Regions from separate parts of the Homo sapiens genome. Here region 1 is linked to region 2. The links are chromatin contacts, found by Hi-C in ENCODE. All regions are on one chromosome and are shown on one strand. Each heading gives the region's core, a stretch centred on a gene start or an enhancer-like site at or near the end of the contact. The rest is flanking DNA. Distances are from core to core; before and after follow the strand shown. Region 1 holds the start of POU6F2-AS2 (POU6F2 antisense RNA 2). Region 2 holds the start of POU6F2 (POU class 6 homeobox 2).

Region 1 (7,126 bases), core at 1,586-4,085, 36 kb before region 2:
ATCAAACACATGGATGCTGTACTTAATAAATACATATTAAACCAATGAATTGGAATTACTATATCATATCCCAAATTACTAGAACCCTACTTGGCTCACAGTGGAAATTCAATAAATAGTTGTTATTATATAGTATATACTGTATTTTCTATATAGATAATCAGTATATATTGCATTATATATAGGTAATCTTATATACATCTATATATAATATAGATATAATGTATCTATACATAATATTATATCTATATATAATATAGATATAATGTATAATATAGATATAATATATAATATAGATATATAATGTATAATATAGATATAATATATATCTATATATTATATATAATATATATAATATATAATATATATCTATATATAATATATATAATATATAATATATATCTATATATTATATATATCTATATATAATATATATCAATATACAATATATAATATATATCTATATATTATATATATCTATATATAATATATAATATATATCTATATATAATATATAATATATATCTATATATAATATATTATATATATCTATATATAATATATTATATATCTATATATAATATATACCTATATAATATATATCTATATATAATATACCATATATAATATATATAATATATCTATATATAATATATAATATATATCTATATGTTATATATCTCTATATAACATAGATATATATAATATATAGATATATAACATAGATATAATATATCTATATATAATATATATCTATATATAACATAGATATATCTATAATGTAGATCTATATAAAACATAGATATATCTATATAAAACATAGATATATCTATAATGTAGATCTATATAAAACATAGATATATCTATATAAAACATAGATATATTATATATATAATAATATATAATATATCTATATAAAACATAGATATAATATATCTATATATAATAATATATATTAGATTATATATTATATATAATAGATATTATATCTAATTTACATATAATATATATCTATTATATATTATACATAATATATTATATAATATATATCTATTATTATATATTATAATATATATTATATCTATTATTATATATAGATATTTATAGATATATCTCTATATAATAGATACCATATCTCTAGATATAATATAGATATATATAATACAGATATATAATATATACATAAAATCAGACCTACACATACCATTAATAGCCATCTTTTTTTAAAAGAGGAAATAAATTCTAAGAATAAGAAATTGTTAGGCATTGATATATTTTTAAAATTCTGCTCCCGAACAAAACAGAATATTCTAACAGAGTTACTGACATAATTTTTTTAAATCCATAAGCAAGATGATAAATATTCTCAGTGGTCATCTGAATGGAGACCACGAGGAGGAAGACGATCATTTATGGTGTACCATCCTTCTGCCCAAAGGCTCTTGTCTCCAACTAATAGAGGAGTCAACAGCAGTAGCAAGAAGGAAGGCACAGCTTCATGGAAACGGTTCCACTTTTGCCAAAAGGAAACTAAGAAGTAGGAGGCGCCATCATTTATTACACCAAGGATGTATTTGTATAGTCAACTGTGAAAAAGAGCTCTCCAGCATTTGTGAGAGAATGATCTGCAGGACCTTTGACATTAGGAGGAAGTCTGGTGGGGAGAAAACAGGAAAAAAAAAATCTTGCAATTTTCTTTCCAGGTCTAAGCTGTCTAAGCTATAGCAACATGTGGAGGTGACAAAAGAAAAAAGATAAATTGACAAAGAATGAAAAAAAATTCAGCTTTTTCTGAATCCATAAGATTCCACACATATTTCACAAGGATTTATCAGGTGAATTAAGACTTGCCTTGCACATAGACGTTCTTAAAACTAACTCAACAATGTTGTCTTTGTATTACCCAAGGCGTAGGAGAAAGATTTAACATTAAAAATTGCTAAACAACATCTAACATGTTATCATTTCTGTAAAATTAATTTTATCCCCTTCTTTTTCAGTATGTTCACCTTCATTTTTATAGTTATAGCATCTGCTCTCCTGAAAACATGCTTTTCCAGTTAGCTGGAAGAGACCTTCATTCACCTGCCATTTCCACACCCTGTCTGAAACAATCTCCTGTGGGAAATGTTCATTTAAAGCTGCTTTCCTACACTGCCAGCATTGGGTTATGCCTCTCTGAAGGTTCTGCTGCTAAACATTGGCTTTTAAGTAACTACTCAAAGACACTCCCAAGAGATGTACAGTTCATTGTTTCATAATGAGTCGCTTCTCCTAGCCAGAAAAGATATTTCCGCCACATCCATATTTGATTTTCTGGAAAATCTATAGTAGGCTAAGCTTCACACATGAGCCAGTAAAAGCTTATTATAAGCCTATGGTTTTTCTTTTTGCAACTCATGAGGACTCTCTCATTCCTCTGAAGGGAAAAAATCTGGAAACAAAGTAACCTGACAAGCTGAGTACATAAATTAAGTGCATAAATTCTTTACGAATAGGGCTCTTGCTAGTATATTTAAAGTAAAATAGTGTTTCTACAGCACACCCAAGGAGTTCATTTTTAAAATGAATGAAATGATGTTGGAAAGATGACATATTACAACTATTTCCTCCACTCATTGACTTACAGCAGCTCCACTCCCTTGGTGTTTATAGACAAATGCCGTTAATAGAAAGGAAGGGACCATGTTTAACATAAATGCTGCCTTCTTTATGCTATGGAACACTGCAAAATATCATTATCATGCCGGAATCAATTGATTATATTATCTCCAGCATTCTAAAAGTCTAAAACTCTACAGAACAAGACATTCTGAATAGTCACCCCATTTTTAAAAAGTACCTATCTAGGGAGGAGCCAAGATGGCCGCATAGGAACAGCTCCAGTCCACAGCTCCCAGCGTGAGCGACGCAGAAGACGGGTGATTTCTGCATTTCCATCTGAGGTACCGGGTTCTTCTCACTAGGGAGTTCCAGACAGTGGGCGCAGGTCAGTGGGTGCGCGCACCGTGCGCGAGCCGAAGCAGGGCGAGGCATTGCCTCACTTGGGAAGCGCAAGGGGTCAGGGAGTTCCCTTTCCGAGTCAAAGAAAGGGGTGACAGACGCACCTGGAAAATCGGGTCACTCCCACCCGAATATTGCGCTTTTCGGACTGGCTTAAAAAACGTGGCACCACAAGATTATATCCCGCACCTGGCTCGGAGGGTCCTACGCCCACAGAGTCTCCCTGATTGCTAGCACAGCAGTCTGAGATCAAACTGCAAGGCGGCAGCGAGGCTGGGGGAGGGGCGCCCGCCATTGCCCAGGCTTGATTAGGTAAACAAAGCAGCCGGGAAGCTCGAACTGGGTGGAGCCCACCACAGCTCAAGGAGGCCTGCCTGCCTCTGTAGGCTCCACCTCTGGGGGCAGGGCACAGACAAACAAAAAGACAGCAGTAGTAACCTCTGCAGACTTAAATGTCCCTGTCTGACAGCTTTGAAGAGAGCAGTGGTTCTCCCAGCACGCAGCTGGAGATCTGAGAACCGGCAGACTGCCTCCTCAAGTGGGTCCCTGACCCCTGACCCCTGAGCAGCCTAACTGGGAGGCACCCCCCAGCAGGGGCACACTGACACCTCACACGGCAGGGTATTCCAACAGACCTGCAGCTGAGGGTCCTGTCTGTTAGAAGGAAAACTAACAAACAGAAAGGACATCCACACCAAAAACCCATCTGTACATCATCATCATCAAAGACCAAAAGTAGATAAAACCACAAAGATGGGGAAAAAAACAGAACAGAAAAACTGGAAACTCTAAAATGCAGAGCGCCTCTCCTCCTCTAAAGGAACACAGTTCCTCACCAGCAACGGAACAAAGCTGGATGGAGAATGACTTTGATGAGCTGAGAGAAGAAGGCTTCAGACGATCAAATTACTCTGAGCTACGGGAGGACATTCAAACCAAAGGCAAAGAAGTTGAAAACTTTGAAAAAAATTTAGAAGAATGTATAACTAGAATAACCAATACAGAGAAGTGCTTAAAGGAGCTGATGGAGCTGAAAACCAAGGCTCGAGAACTACGTGAAGAATGCAGAAGACTCAGGAGCCGATGTGATCAACTGGAAGAAAGGGTATCAGCAATGGAAGATGAAATGAATGAAATGAAGCGAGAAGAGAAGTCTAGAGAAAAAAGAATAAAAAGAAATGAGCAAAGACTCCAAGAAATATGGGACTATGTGAAAAGACCAAATCTACGTCTGATTGGTGTACCTGAAAGTGATGGGGAGAATGGAACCAAGTTGGAAAACACTCTGCAGGATATTATCCAGGAGAACTTCCCCAATCTAGCAAGGCAGGCCAACGTTCAGATTCAGGGAATACAGAGAACACCACAAAGATACTCCTCGAGAAGAGCAACTCCAAGACACATAATTGTCAGTTTCACCAAAGTTGAAATGAAGGAAAAAATGTTAAGGGCAGCCAGAGAGAAAGGTCGGGTTACCCTCAAAGGGAAGCCCATCAGACGAACAGCGGATCTCTCGGCAGAAACCCTACAAGCCAGAAGAGAGTGGGGGCCAATATTCAACATTCTTAAAGAAAAGAATTTTCAACCCAGAATTTCATATCCAGCCAAACTAAGCTTCATAAGTGAAGGAGAAATAAAATACTTTACAGACAAGCAAATGCTGAGAGATTTTGTCACCACCAGGCCTGCCCTACAAGAGCTCCTGAAGGAAGCACTAAACATGGAAAGGAACAACCGGTACCAGCCGCTGCAAAATCATGCCAAAATGTAAAGACCATCGAGACTAGGAAGAAACTGCATCAACTAATGAGCAAAATCACCAGCTAACATCATAATGACAGGATCAAATTCACACATAACAATATTAACTTTAAATGTAAATGGACTAAATGCTCCAATTAAAAGACACAGACTGGCAAATTGGATAAAGAGTCAAGACCCATCAGTGTGCTGTATTCAGGAAACCCATCTCACGTGCAGAGACACACATAGGCTCAAAATAAAAGGATGGAAGAAGATCTACCAAGCAAATGGAAAACAAAAAAAGGCAGGGGTTGCAATCCTAGTCTCTGATAAAACAGACTTTAACCAACAAAGATCAAAAGAGACAAAGAAGGCCATTACATAATGGTAAAGGGATCAATTCAACAAGAAGAGCTAACTATCCTAAATATATATGCACCCAATACAGGAGCACCCAGATTCATAAAGCAAGTCCTGAGTGACCTACAAAGAGACTTAGACTCCCACACATTAATAATGGGAGACTTCAACACCCCACTGTCAACATTAGACAGATCAATGAGACAGAAAGTCAACAAGGATACCCAGGAATTGAACTCAGCTCTGCACCAAGCGGACCTAATAGACATCTACAGAACTCTCCACCCCAAATCAACAGAATATACATTTTTTTCAGCACCACACCACACCTATTCCAAAATTGACCACATACTTGGAAGTAAAGATCTCCTCAGCAAATGTAAAAGAACAGAGATTATAACAAACTATCTCTCAGACCACAGTGCAATCAAACTAGCACTCAGGATTAAGAATCTCACTCAAAACCACTCAACTACATGGAAACTGAACAACCTGCTCCTGAATGACTACTGGGTACATAACGAAATGAAGGCAGAAATAAAGATGTTCTTTGAAACCAACGAGAACAAAGACACAACATACCAGAATCTCTGGGATGCATTCAAAGCAGTGTGTAGAGGGAAATTTATAGCACTAAATGCCCACAAGAGAAAGCAGGAAAGATCCAAAATTGACACCCTAACATCACAATTAAAAGAACTAGAAAAGCAAGAGCAAACACATTCAAAAGCTAGCAGAAGGCAAGAAATAACTAAAATCAGAGCACAACTGAAGGAAATAGAGACACAAAAAACCCTTCAAAAAATTAATGAATCCAGGAGCTGGTTTTTTGAAAGGATCAACAAAATTCATAGACCACTAGCAAGACTAATAAAGAAAAAAAGAGAGAAGAATCAAATAGATGCAATAAAAAATGATAAAGGGGATATCACCACCGATCCCACAGAAATACAAACTACCATCAGAGAATACTACAAACACCTCTACGCAAATAAACTAGAAAATCTAGAAGAAATGGATAAATTCCTCAACACATACACCCTCCCAAGACTAAACCAGGAAGAAGTTGAATCTCTGAATAGACCAATAACAGGATCTGAAATTGTGGCAATAATCAATAGCTTACCAACCAAAAACAGTCCAGGACCAGATGGATTCACAGCCGAATTCTACCAGAGGTAGAAGGAGGAACTGGTACCATTCCTTCTGAAACTATTCCAATCAATAGAAAAAGAGGGAATCCTCCCTAACTCATTTTATGAGGCCAGCATCATTCTGATACCAAAGCCTGGCAGAGACACAACCAAAAAAGAGAATTTTAGACCAGTATCCTTGATGAACATCGATGCAAAAATCCTCAATAAAATACTGGCAAACCGAATCCAGCAGCACATCAAAAAGCTTATCCACCATGATCAAGTGGGCTTCATCCCTGGGATGCAAGGCTGGTTCAATATATGCAAATCAATAAATGTAATCCAGCATATAAACAGAGCCAAAGACAAAAACCACATGATTATCTCAATAGATGCAGAAAAAGCCTTTGACAAAATTCAACAACCCTTCATGCTAAAAACTCTCAATAAATTAGGTATTGATGGGACGTATTTCAAAATAATAAGAGCTGTCTATGATAAACCCACAGCCAATATCATACTGAGTGGGCAAAAACTGGAAGCATTCCCTTTGAAAACTGGCACAAGACAGGGATGCCCTCTCTCACCACTCCTATTCAACATAGTGTTGGAAGTTTTGGCCAGGGCAATTAGGCAGGAGAAGGAAATAAAGGGTATTCAGTTAGGAAAAGAAGAAGTCAGATTGTCCCTGTTTGCAGATGACATGATTGTATATCTAGAAAACCCCATTGTCTCAGCCCAAAATCTCCTTCAGCTGATAAGCAACTTCAGCAAAGTCTCAGGATACAAAATCAATGTACAAAATCACAAGCATTCTTATACACCAACAACAGACAAACAGAGAGCCAAATCATGAGTGAATTCCCATTCACAATTGCTTCAAA
Region 2 (7,497 bases), core at 4,808-7,307:
ACCATGGGGGTTTTAAAGCTACTGATAAAACAAAAAGCTATTTTCTGAAGACCAGCCAACCTGAAAAACAAGTGTTTTAAAACCTAGAGAATTTCCTTTAATGTAAATAATCAAAGATGTTTTCAATTATTTTGCTATTACTTACATACAATGGTTTTACGTTTATGAGAAGTGCTATCCCTGAAATAACAATAATATGATCATTTATAAGTGGGGTGTGGAAAAATAACACAAGCATACAGAAAACCAGGAAGGAATTTTTCCAGTAAAAATTAAGCAATATTCACCACAATTGGCTCACATTGTGGAACTGGGAAGAACAAGAAAATAATAAAAAGAAAAATAAATCTTTACTGAAATGTAGTGATAGTGTTTCACTCGCAACCGCTTCTTCAAATTGAGATGCAGAAGAAATGTGTAAAAAGCAAAACTGGTACAAATCTTGATTACAATTTTGGATCAGTTTAAGACAATATGGCTCAACAGAGCAATTTACATAGGCTAACAGAGCAAACTTGAGTTGGTAATTTACTTTATTGGATACACATTTCACCTACAAAAAAAAAAAAAGAAAGGAGGGAGGCAGGAACAAAAGCAGAAAGGAAGAAAGGGATGTAGGGAGGGAGGGAAGGGAAAAAGAACATAAATCCAGGTTTGAGATTATATATAGAGCAGCTATTATCTCCCAAGTAAAGATTTGGCCATAAATTACAAATTAATTTAGAAGTTGTGTAATTTGGATTTTCTTTTAGCGTTCAAATTAAAGTCAATATTTATCTTTTTGCACATTGTTTCTTCAAGTCTGATCCTTTCATGTTTGCACTTTATGTCCCAACTTTATTTTCTACTCAATCAAGCATTAGAAAAGAGTAACAGCTTGTACAATATCACAATGCAATTGAAAAGTGAAGTTTTTCAGTATTTGCAGACATGTTAATTATATTCCAATTTTTGTAAGCAATAAAGAGAAAAATACTTGAAACTGGTAATATGCAGTTTACATAGCAAAGAAAAGGTCAGTGAAGAAACATCCTTCACTGACCTCTGAAACAAATATTATAGATTTTACACGCAGGAAACTTATTACATGCAAACTTTCTTTTGTAAGCATTTGTATTCTAAAAGTTGCAGCCACCTCTCTGCATATGTTAGAGGTAAGAATAAAAAAGTTTTAAGTTCTTAAGCATTGAAAATGATAATTGAATGGTACAGAGAGTTTCATTAATTGACCTTAGAGATAGAAAAGAAAATTTAGTTTCAAGACCCAAGTTCATCTAATTGTTGTTTAGTATTAACATTATTGGATAGTAGTATTACTATATTGTTAAATTTTACTTAAATGGACAAAATTGACTTTACCATTTAAATGTCTGCTTTAATTTTTAAAAATTCTAAACATAATAAAAATTAAGTCCATCTGGTGAAATGTAAAATGTTAACATAAGACTTTCCTATAAGTATGAATGAAATATTAAGTGAAGTTTTTTAGGTCAATAAACAATACATAGTACAAATTCAATTTTGGTCAGTCTGGAACTTACCAAAAGAATACTAGCACCAGTATGTATAAGAAAGAATAATCCTTAATTAATCTGTATTTTTTCTAGTATACCATCCATCCATAATACCTTGGGGAAAAAGTATTCTCAATAAAATTAAAGCAGTAATAATTTCACACTCCCAAAATACATAAATTTGTTGAAGCAATCTGTCAGTTTCAAAAATACAGGCATTCACACCCACAAAAATGACTTTTTTTAAGAGTATATGGGAATTATGCTTCACATGAGTAAAACAGGGTTAGGTTAGCCCCAGTGTTTCATTTTTATATGTAAGGCACGAATATCAGTCTAAATTGACAGAGGGCAATCTTCAAATGTGTTATGAGAGCCAGTGTCCCCTCTCCCTAGACCACTTGCATCACACATCAATTTGAGCATATTTTAGGTAAGCAAATTATTATTAAATCTACATTAAATACTTTTTGGAACAAGGGATGGTATAAACAAACCTCTATGTAAAATTAATTGTTTTGATGCTATAACGGTGAAATATTTGTGTGTTTTAAAATCTCCATATAAGAAAACATACATGGAGATACTGTTAAGCCAAATGCATGCACACATACTGAGCACTGTCTGAGACATTTGCATTAGTTTTCTGATGTACAACTTTACAACACTTCACATGGTCGAAATGTACTTTGAAAAATAAAAGACCCATTGTACCAGTAAGGGAAATTGTAAACAGCTTTTTACTGCACTTCTAATGCTATTAAAATATAGAATGTGTGGTCTCTTCTCTCTTCTACTAGTACTTTAGCAATGTCAACTGGAAGTGCATCCATGATCACTTTATCCAGCTGTCTCTCTCTCACTCCCAGCAAACTCTTAGATATACTTGATAAATATTTTCATCTAATTTGGTTCATCTGTTGTTTTTATTAACAACTAATTTAATATCCTCTGTTCTGCAATATTTGCAAAAGTCAGTCTATAGACGTGAAGCCAACAGGGACCCTCAGGCCTGTGCATCAGGATGGTGGGCTGCCTAAGTCCTCTGGGGACAGCAGTGCCAGAAGGAGTATTGGACACAGTGACCCGACTGTATGAGATGAGAAAAAACAAAAACAGGAGGTCCGCAGTACTGATGAACTAATCTGTCACTCACAAGCTCAGGTCTGCAAAAAAAAGAAACGAAGCACTAAACATGGCCATAAGAGATGGAAATGCAAGTCTTCATTTCTAAATGATAATCAAACCAACGATCAGAAACTGATTAACTGTGTAATTGAATTGAATTGAAAATCATCCCATGAATAACAATCCATCCTACCTTCAAGGGGTTAGGAAGCTAACTACAGGTAATTGCTATCAGAAATCTGATTTGATTTCCAAAAATTGTGTGAATGAACCAAGTTTCTTCATCTTGATATACTAGGCAGGGAGTTTGTTCTTCCAAGTACTAGACTGCTTAATTGCTTGCTTGGGGGAGGAGAAATCCTAGGGGAAAGGCATATATGAGCAATTTCTACTCTGTGAAGCCAGCGCTGTGTCCTGAGCTGGATCATGGCCAGAAACAGAAAAGTCTACTCTTCCCTACAGTGGAAGCAACTGTGGATATTTCATCCTAGGAGTGAATGAAAAAACCTAAAGCTCATACTTCATGGGAATCTTTCAATATTCTGACTGAAAACTGGTTATTTGCTCCTCCAACCCAAAGCCATCTAGGAACAGCACTCAGAACAGGAAAAAAAAAAGACAAAAATAATAATTATTCCAAAACGTATTTGAGCAGAAACAAACACAAACATTTGCATTATTAAATGGGCTTGTTCACACCTGCTGAGTAGATATAAGACGATATTTAAGACAAGAGCTAAAAAATAAACCATCCCTTTCTGGTTTTGAGTGACAGCAGAGCAATAAAAATTATTTTCACATTCTTTTCCCTATTGTTAGAAGTAATCATTTGAGTAAATACACTTATCTGTGCTGTAACTATTGAAATGAATCCACTTCAAATATGTATACCACCTTTCTTTTTTATATTTCTAGATATGGTTTCAATATAGACTTTCTGACTTTTATGGTATACATATAGGACAATATTCTATTCTTCTTTCCTTTTAAATACTTACTGTTTCAATTTCAAATAAAAAATCAGCATTCTAGTTTGTACATTTTAGCACAGAAATGTTTACAACCTTCAGCACAATTGCTTTTGTAATTTACTGACTTGGCATTTTGAGGCGTTTTTAACAAATTATGAGAAATAACACCTTCAGAAAGCATGTGACTACTTTGATGCAACTATTTACAATGTATTCATAAGAAGTCATTAACCTGTAGAGTTCTTAGACATGTGGAACCTTTAACAATTATACTAAAGAGTACATACAAAATACAGAGCTATGTAATAATAACTAATTTTAAATCCTGACAAATTAGAAGTTAAGCCTACTATCTGTAAAAATATGTCCTGATTCATTTTTTTAAGTATATACCTGAGCCTTTAAAAAGTATATGCCTTTACAATTGATTTCCAATAAACAATACTGAATAACAAACTACAAGTGACTTTCCTGATTTTTTCACCAGAAATATATAGAAAAAGGAAATCCTATTCTTATTAGAGATTGAAGTACAGTAATTCTGCACGGTATTAAGAACCATAACTATGCCATACAGAAGACAGGACCTGCAACCTAAGAAAAGTTTTATTAAACAGGACAAGACAGTGATCAGGGGCTCAAGTTTTATTTCAATATGCAAAAGTCATCTATTGTAACAGATATTTATTTCATTCCCTACACCACAATTATTTTAGCTATATTTGATATATTTGCTCGTCAGTGAGTACTTACATTGAAACAGGTATTAAGAGTATATAAAATCAGTTTATATATTTTCTCCTGCCTAGAGACTTCACTTTATATATGCTTATAGAACAAAAATTAACTTGAAAGTTTTAAAAAATATTTCTCTGTCGAAGCAAATATCTACTTCTTTTAAAATAGTGTGAGCCTGTGAAAACATGGTATTATGTATTTGACATTTTCCATCTAAAAATACATTATGAAGCAAGCATGCTGGTATTAATAAACCATGTGCTTTCAGAACCCTGAAGTGCTTTTCTATAATTTTGTTGAAAACAGAATAAGATGATATATTTTCCACCATGCTATTAACATAAAGCAAACAAATTTTATGTCATTGCCTTGCCAGCTTGTCTTGATTGGAAAGTGTACAAAAAAAAAAACTTTTAGGAGTTTATAAATATTCGTGACCATAGTCTGGTTTATGAGTTAACAATCCATAAGTAAACATAGATAACTTAGAAAAATTTAGTCAAAAATACATTACAAAAAAGAAAAGAAACCATGTATATTTCCTTTTTCCTTACCCCACCCCCATCATAGTCAGAAAAATCACCCTCCCTTTGCAGGAGGGTACTATCCTTCCTTCCACCACTTTAGTTATCTGAAGGCAAATGAAAATACAATGATCCTTTTCGTTTTCTGATTTAGCTTACAACGCAAACATTTTAACACAAACATAAACTACTGACTTCACGGAAAGCACCAAACAGAAAGAGCAAGATTCACTGACCCATTTGGAAGACAAAGACGACAGAGCGGGAAAGCTCTAAAAATCAGCTTGTGAGGCCTCTGAGAGATATTCTTCTGGCATTTCATCACAGCAGCCCCAGACCAGCTCACCTCCCTAGATACAAGGAGGAGGCACTAAATGGAGCTGTTTATTAAAGCTGCTGTGCTGGATTGCATTAGGAAGCGCGAGCAGACCACCTGGACCTTTCAAGATTGTGACAGTGTTTAATTTGCAGCCTGCCCTTCTGCAGCAGCCAAGACTACTACTACATTTACCGGGCTCAATCACACATTATCTGGGTTAGAAGTCAAGGCACATGTATTTATATATTTATATTTCCCATATGGAGAAAGGGAGAGAGGGAGAGAAAGAGAGAAGGAGAGAGCACAGTCAAAATAAAAATATTGAACAGCATTAGAAAAATATTAACTACTACCTAGGAAACCACACTTGATTCTCTTCTCGCACTTTCTTTCAGAGATCAAAATCCAAAAAGAAAGCAAATTTCTAAAATAGATTTTTAAGAAACATTCAGACCAAATTATAAATTAGATTTATTCTCCAGTGTTTTTGTTGTTGTTTTAGTTTTTGTTTAAAAGGATCGCATTGAAGTTTTAAGCTGAGGTTTCCCTGGTCAGATTTAATGGGTGCCTTTTGCCTTTCGCACTTTCAGCACTACACTGGCAGGTAGCTGAAGATACAGATAGAAAGATGGTACTGTAAATATGAATTATGTGAATCATATGGTGAGACCCTTGTGGAAAAAAGGGGAGTTGAGAAATGGCTGACTCCATACCTGACCAATTACAGCTTGCATGGTCCCCGTGTCCTGCTGCGCTGAGAGATAGCAATCCATCATATGTTGTCTTTGAAAAGGAGAATGGGGGTTTCTGGCATGCATCTGTCAATCAACTTCTGCACTCACAACCATCACCAAAAGCAAGGGGAAAAAAAGTCAAGCTGCTCCACCAAATAGAATGAAACCGTCATGTGACCTCCGGCAGACACGCACACACACATTCACTACCTCCACAGAGCGTAAGAATTTTCTGTAGATATGAAATGACATTGACAAATATCCAATACCAAGTAAATAAAGTGAGACAAACAGCTATTCACCAAAGACAAAAACATGGGCTGTAATCTTCCGCTAAAGGTTTAACAAACCTATGAGGATTGTTTTTAATGCTCTAGAAATCTATGTTTAAAACAAAACAAAAACAAAATGAACTATCTCAAATGAGTGTCCATTAAGACTTTGATTTTTGTGCTATTATATACATTTTTAAAATTACAGTTCATTGCTCTACTTTTCTTAAGGGGTCCCTAATGATTTTATTTTTAAAATCTCTAAATGACCTTTTGATAATATGCAGTTATCTCTGTTGTTTTATATAAGGACACCTTTTCAGAGAAGCTTGAAATGTGAACTGCTACATAACAAACACCCTGATATTTGTGAATTGGAAGTGGACATAGAAAATAATCCGTGTAAATGATGATGACCACTGTAATATAAAATATTCAAAGTGTGTAAATAGCAGTCACTAAACTTTTTATCTTCTGAAAGGTAAGGGATGATTTACTTGCAGCTCATCTAAACTGATGTAATGTGTTTTTAATGTGATGACAAGTATTTTAACTTTCTAAATTTAATTTTAACTATCTGATTCCTCACAATCTAGGGACAGATTGCTAATGCATTATGGGTCAGTTATTGTTAAGGGTGAAAAGAATATAACTTACCAACTTTTTAACCTTCTTAGGCTAAAGATCGGAACCTGACTTTCAAGACAATCCTACAGGTATTGTAAAGTTGCTCTCCAAAAACCCAAACCCATAAACACCATCCGTTAACTTGGTGGCTTTGTGGCAGTGAAGAACATTCGCATTTGCCTACTTTTTTTCTTTTTTTTTTTCATTTGCCTACTTTTTAACTGAAGTTCATTAGTTAGTATACTCTCCCTAACTTTTCAAAACAAATTTATGGGAAAACCTTGTGTTAATATTAAAATGGAGATTTTTTTCAAGGCTCTAAACTGATGACAGGTCGGGTAGCAATGAGAAATATTTAATACAGAATATATACTATTATGTATATTATTGCATAATACCCACGGCTTGAAAATTAATCAAAAGGAACTTCAAGTAAGAAAAAAAAAACAAAACAATTTTCAACATTGTTAAAGAAATCTTTAGGAGCAAAGAATGAAGGACCGAAGCGCGCGCGCACACACACACAAACACACACACACAGACACAGACACACACACAGTTAAATCAGCATCCCCAAATAAAATGAGACCGTGCACCAACTGGGTAGCCCTCCTGGGAGCTGAGGGCTAACTGAGGAAAGGCCCTTCTCAACATCATTAAATGTCCCGTC

The links. A loop is a pair of places that touch in the nucleus more often than their neighbours do.
Region 1: a loop to region 2 is called in a map with no recorded cell type, with 4 times the contacts of the local background. The contact joins the promoter of POU6F2-AS2 here to the promoter of POU6F2 in region 2. A Hi-C loop is called at or near these places in 1 of 168 maps with a recorded cell type or tissue (heart right ventricle) and 1 of 37 single-sample maps with no recorded cell type.

What each region holds. Positions count from the first base shown.
Region 1 is chr7:39,009,276-39,016,401 of GRCh38, reverse strand. POU6F2-AS2 (POU6F2 antisense RNA 2) reads left to right here and starts at 2,835. Exons shown (of 7, transcript NR_138047.1): 1 at 2,835-2,989. The region is part of intron 1 of POU6F2 (POU class 6 homeobox 2); the gene reads right to left.
Region 2 is chr7:38,976,469-38,983,965 of GRCh38, reverse strand. POU6F2 (POU class 6 homeobox 2) reads right to left here and starts at 6,057. Exons shown (of 10, transcript NM_001370959.1): 1 at 5,908-6,057. The coding sequence starts at 6,012. POU6F2-AS2 (POU6F2 antisense RNA 2) reads left to right here. Exons shown (of 7, transcript NR_138047.1): 7 at 2,460-4,071.